Linked DNA regions of Homo sapiens: region 1 is linked to region 2. A link is a loop called in an ENCODE intact Hi-C map of the cell type or tissue named here. Cell type or tissue: MCF 10A. All regions are shown on one strand.

Evidence for each region. A loop is a pair of places that touch in the nucleus more often than their neighbours do. Peaks named below come from ENCODE experiments on the same cell type or tissue, not always from the same donor. Only the 100,000 strongest peaks of a DNase experiment are listed, where the experiment ranks them.
Region 1: a loop joins it to region 2, with 4 times the contacts of the local background. A loop is called at or near these places in 4 of 110 quality-filtered maps.

The regions. Positions count from the first base shown.
Region 1 is chr6:10,236,827-10,239,326 of GRCh38, reverse strand. No RefSeq gene overlaps it. Among named protein-coding and RNA genes, the nearest start is that of TFAP2A-AS2, 170 kb to the left of the region's middle. In MCF 10A, no CTCF peak of the experiment used is centred here; a DNase peak (open chromatin) is centred at 1,466.
Region 2 is chr6:10,029,745-10,032,244 of GRCh38, reverse strand. It overlaps the pseudogene OFCC1. Among named protein-coding and RNA genes, the nearest start is that of TFAP2A-AS2, 370 kb to the left of the region's middle. In MCF 10A, a CTCF peak has its summit at 1,080 (motif pointing left); no DNase peak of the experiment used is centred here.

The DNA.
Region 1 (2,500 bases), 210 kb before region 2:
TAGATCATGGTCTAGAAAATGTGATGAGGCAATTTAACCTAATGGATTTGCAACTAATAATATTAATGGCTTTCAGTAGAGTGATTGGTGGGTGGGGGAAAGCCTAATTCTCATCATCTTTTGAATGTGATATCTGCTTTGAGATAACTTCAGAGTTTTAAAAAAAGCCTGCTTTATTTGTTTATTGAAGACTTTCCTTGTCAAAAGCTTCTCTACTCAATGAATATAATATTTTGGGGGAAGTGGGAGAGAAATGAGATGTTATTCTGGCCTTTCAGTTTTCCAGAATACCTGGCATAGTTAAGGAAGAATGAGAGGAAGGGCTTCAGAACATCCGGGCACCTTCCAGAGATGGGAACCAAACTGTAGGTGGGCTGAGTGACTACTAATTGCCACAAGGCTAGAGAGAAGAGGCACTTTCAGCCTTCTTCAATAAGTTATCTAATCTGTGAAATATTTTCCCAGCAACCACAAGACTGATAAAGTAAATTAGTTAATATGTTGTCATTAGGCTGAGACATGGGACAGCCAGGAAGGTGGGGATAGGGCAGAGTGCAGAGGTAACGCGCTTTCAATGAGCTGATCGAAAAGAGCCTGGATTTCAGAACGTTGAATCCTAGGAGCTGGATTGGCTGAGAGTGGAGGGGTCGTATCTGTGGACCTGGTGCAAATGTGAAGACACAGCATCAACATACTTAGATGACTTCATGTCATATGTCTGTTGTTTAATTTTTCTGAAGTAAAAGTGTTGCACTTAAACTTGAAGACAGTAGGGGCCAAATTGGCTGGAACTTGCAGGGCTTCAAAGGATAATGTTAAGAACTTGGCATTATTTGAAAATGCTTACAAAGGCCCTAGGGCTTTTTTAGGACATTAAAAAAACCCGTAAAACAAAAACAAAGGCCAACTTTAACATATATATGTTAAACATATATATTAAGCATATGTATATTAAACATATATAGTTATATAATATGTATGTATTATCTATGTTAAACATATATGTTAAGCATATACAATACATATATATGTATTATATAATACTTTAACATGTCAAGCATATATAATGTATAATATGTATTATACATTATATATGTTAAAAGTTGGCCTTTGTTTTTGTTTTATGGTTTTTTAATATATATGTTTATGGTGTGTATATATATGTTTATGTATATATATGTTTATGTATATATATGTTTATGTACATATAATGTATATATATGTTTATGTTTTTATATACATATATGTGAATTGTTAATTTGGCCTGAGATGCAGATATTGTTAAGCTTCAAAAGAACAACCAAACCCCAAGCTAAGTTCCTTAGGTCTTTCATTTTCCCTAGAAAAAAAAGGCACAGTCTTCAGTTTAGGACTGGGAATATTCACCTCACCCTTCGGATTAAGCTGGAGTCAGCCAGAAAGGAAAGGTGTGACTCAGTGATTTGGTGACTCAAAGAGAAGTTGTGCTTGCCATCTGGCGCTCCGAGGGGAGGTGAGGCCTCTGTCCACACCCTGCTCGTCACTGGCCACTCCTCAGCCACAGCCTCTTGTCCACTCAGACAGGCTCTCAGACTGTGCTTCATGTCCATGCCAAAGCATGGCTTGTGACATTTTATCTTCTGACATTTGATTTTGTCCCTTGTGAAGGGGATAGGTATGATTTTGAAGAATTAGTTTCACCATTCCCAGTTGCCTTTTTGGAGTGGAAAGAATTGAAAGTACAGACAGTCTGGTACTATTAACTTGAAGACACGACTTAGGCTCAGAAAGATTTGGCTTAATTCATGGCTTATTAGCTGTGTGACCTCAGGCAAACCACTTAACGTCTCTGTGTCACAGGTCCCTGTGTATAAAATTAGAGGTTTGCACCAGACGGATTCTAAGTTCCCCTCTGGCTCTAAAGATCCCGAGCCAAACCCAACAGGAGATATATTTTATTTTTATTTATTTATTTAGTTTGAGATGGAGTTTCGCTCTTGTTGCTCAGGCTGGAGTGCAATGGCATGATCTCGGCTCACTGCAACCTCTGCCTCCTGGGTTCAAGTGCTTCTCCTGCCTCAGTCTCCTGAGTAGCTGGGACTACAGACACGTACCACCTGGCTAATTTTTGTATTTTTGGTAGAGATGGGGTTTTGCCATGTTGTCCAGCTGGTCTCGAACTCCTGACCTCAGGGGATCTGCCTGCCGCGGCCTCCCAAAGTGCTGGGATTACAGGCATGAGCCACCATGCCTGGCCCCATAGGAGATACATTTTAGACCAACGGAGTCCTGCCCATTCCTGCCTTAATGGAAGACCCAGTTTTGCATCCTTAAGAGTAGCGAACAGTACCTGTGCAGGAGACAAAGGCTGGGGAAGGAAGGGATTCTAGTCTTCACTCTTGAAGAACATGAGGAACTTGTTAGAAAAGATGAGTTTTATACACCTTAATTTTTCTGGATTCCCAGGAACACTACATTTTTGACTGATCTTTGTACCTTCACTTTTTTTCACAGAATCAAT
Region 2 (2,500 bases):
GAAAGACGATGGCTCCAGAACTAAACATCACCCACAGTGATAAGAAGTTTCTGCTAGTCGCTCAGCACCTCATCAGTTCTTTCCATTTTTACAGAACGGTGTTCATGGGATGCCTGGGACCAAGGCTGCTTCAGATTCCAGACGCAATCCACCAGGGTTGCTGTAGAGACTGTAATTTGTTCAAAGGAAATCTAAATTAAATTAATCTAAAATACCATTTTCAGGTTTTCTGTTTCTTCCAGGCAGCAGCAAGAGTTTTGCTAAAGGCCCATAAAGTAAAGAGAATTGTTAAATAATATTCCCTTTGATAAAACAAAATTGTTCTTAGAAATGTTTGGAAATATTTATACCATATGTCTCTTAGATAAGATCACAAGTGTTAAGTAACGTGGTAACTTTTAGCAGGTTAACAATCACAGCTTAAATTTCATAAGATTTCTGGGTGACCTTTGTAACCCAGAATCAAAGCCTTTGGTATTTGCTTTGGCGTACTTCTAAACAATAGGCCCCATTAGCAATTTTCTCAGATATTCTCCAGTTTCATATCTGCAAGTGGTGATCAATTTTGTAAAAACATACATTAGCCATTAAATTGATATTTCCCTTTGGGAAGCATTTTAATAAACATTACATTTTCTCAAATAAGAGACCTTAGTTCTTTTATCATAATACTTTGGAGGGCCATTTATTGTGAAGGAAGAAAAAAAAATGAACGCTAGGATTTAGGTTTAAATACACATAATTTATCGGAACGATTCCAAGTCCACTTTGTGGAGATAGAGTTCCACGTGATACTTTGCAAATGTTTTGCTTAAGAGTTTATTTTTTATGTTTACGGATTGTCTCAGGTTATTATTTCTGAATCTAGTTTCTTTATTTTTCCAGGTCTATCACTAACTGGTAGTGTGATCTTGGGCATTTAGCTGAGTCTCTTGGGGCCTTATTTCTCAGATATCGTATGTTGCAGGAATTGACTACTTGGTCCTAAGATCTTTTCTAGCCTTGAAAGGCTTTGACACCATGGTCTCTAAGTTCAATTCTTGTCTTCCCCTAGCAGCAGTCCATTTGTTCCCAGGCACAAAGAACAGTTCAAAAGGAAACAGTACAAGTGTCGCCACCTATAGGTAGAAAATATATTACAGAAAAAGGATAATTTCATCCAGGTAGAGAATACCGTAAAAAATAGGAGTTCATTTTTACCCTTACAAATTCCAAACTCTACCCACAACAGTATTACCTGAATGTTTCTCTTTAATTTTCTTCTTCAATATTACTGTAAGTTTTCATCTATATTATAGCTGCATATTTAGCTTTATCTTCCTTATGCATATATAAAATATATGACCAATGGATCAAGATTTGACATTTTACAATGTATGAAGATTTTCATGACTTCAACATCACTAGCACTTTTATGAGCTACGTGGTTGTGCTCTTAATGTTAAAATTTCAGGTTAGGTACCTAAGAAGAAAAGGTGTGTATGAACCATCTGGAGGAAAGTTTGATACATTTTCCAATGGAAGATATTGTTGTAGCTTTATGGATTCAATTTTTAATGAAAACAAGCAAACAAAAATGATCCTAGTATTTCTAGCATTAAGATACAGTAGATAAATTAAAGCTCAGCTTCAACTCTTCTCCCTGCTTATGGCTAAGGGAAAATCTTCCTTCAAAGAAAAAAAGAACAATTAGAAGAAAAAAAAACTTTGATAAATTAAGAAACCATCTCCCAGATAAACTGACACTCCATATGCAGAGGAAACAATTTCCATATATGTTATAAGAAATGTGTTAAATCAACTAACATTGATATAACTTCAAGCAATTAGGAGACCGCTAATAATGATATGAGTCTTCAGCTGTAAATAATTATGCTGCCCCAAGGCTATGCTTTAATTCTTGGCTTGCTGTATCTATAAACAATAATCAAACTGCAAAGCAAGTTGTGTTGTTTTTGTTCACAGTTTGTGAAATGATTTTTATACCCTACAGTGATGCTGATGGCTATTTTGACCTTCAAGAACTCCGGCCCGTGAGGCTAAGAGCTAATGTGTACTTTCATCGATTTGAGTTGGAGGCACACAGCGGGTTATAGTGCCTGTTCTCCATGAGCTCAAAAGCTGCTATCGTCAATCAGTGTGCGATGTGAAAGGGGGCTTGCTGCTGAGACTCAATAAATGGGGACATTAGGAGGAAATGTTATAATTGCTGCTACCCACATCTTGTTAATGAGTAATGTACAGTTAGACACCATGCAATTGCAGCTAAACTGTTTATACAATTTATTCTTATGTTGCAACTAACATTTAACATAATGAAGTATCATAATTGCAGCCATTAAAGTCAAGATTAAGATTTGTTTAATTAGAATTAAGAAAATGTAAAATAGAAAACTACTTTCAAATGTTGGGTATACAGAATGTATCCAGTGGTATGCAGAGAAAAAACTTGTAGGAAGCCAGTAGTAGTCATTGTGCACATAAAATTGTTCGTTGGAGG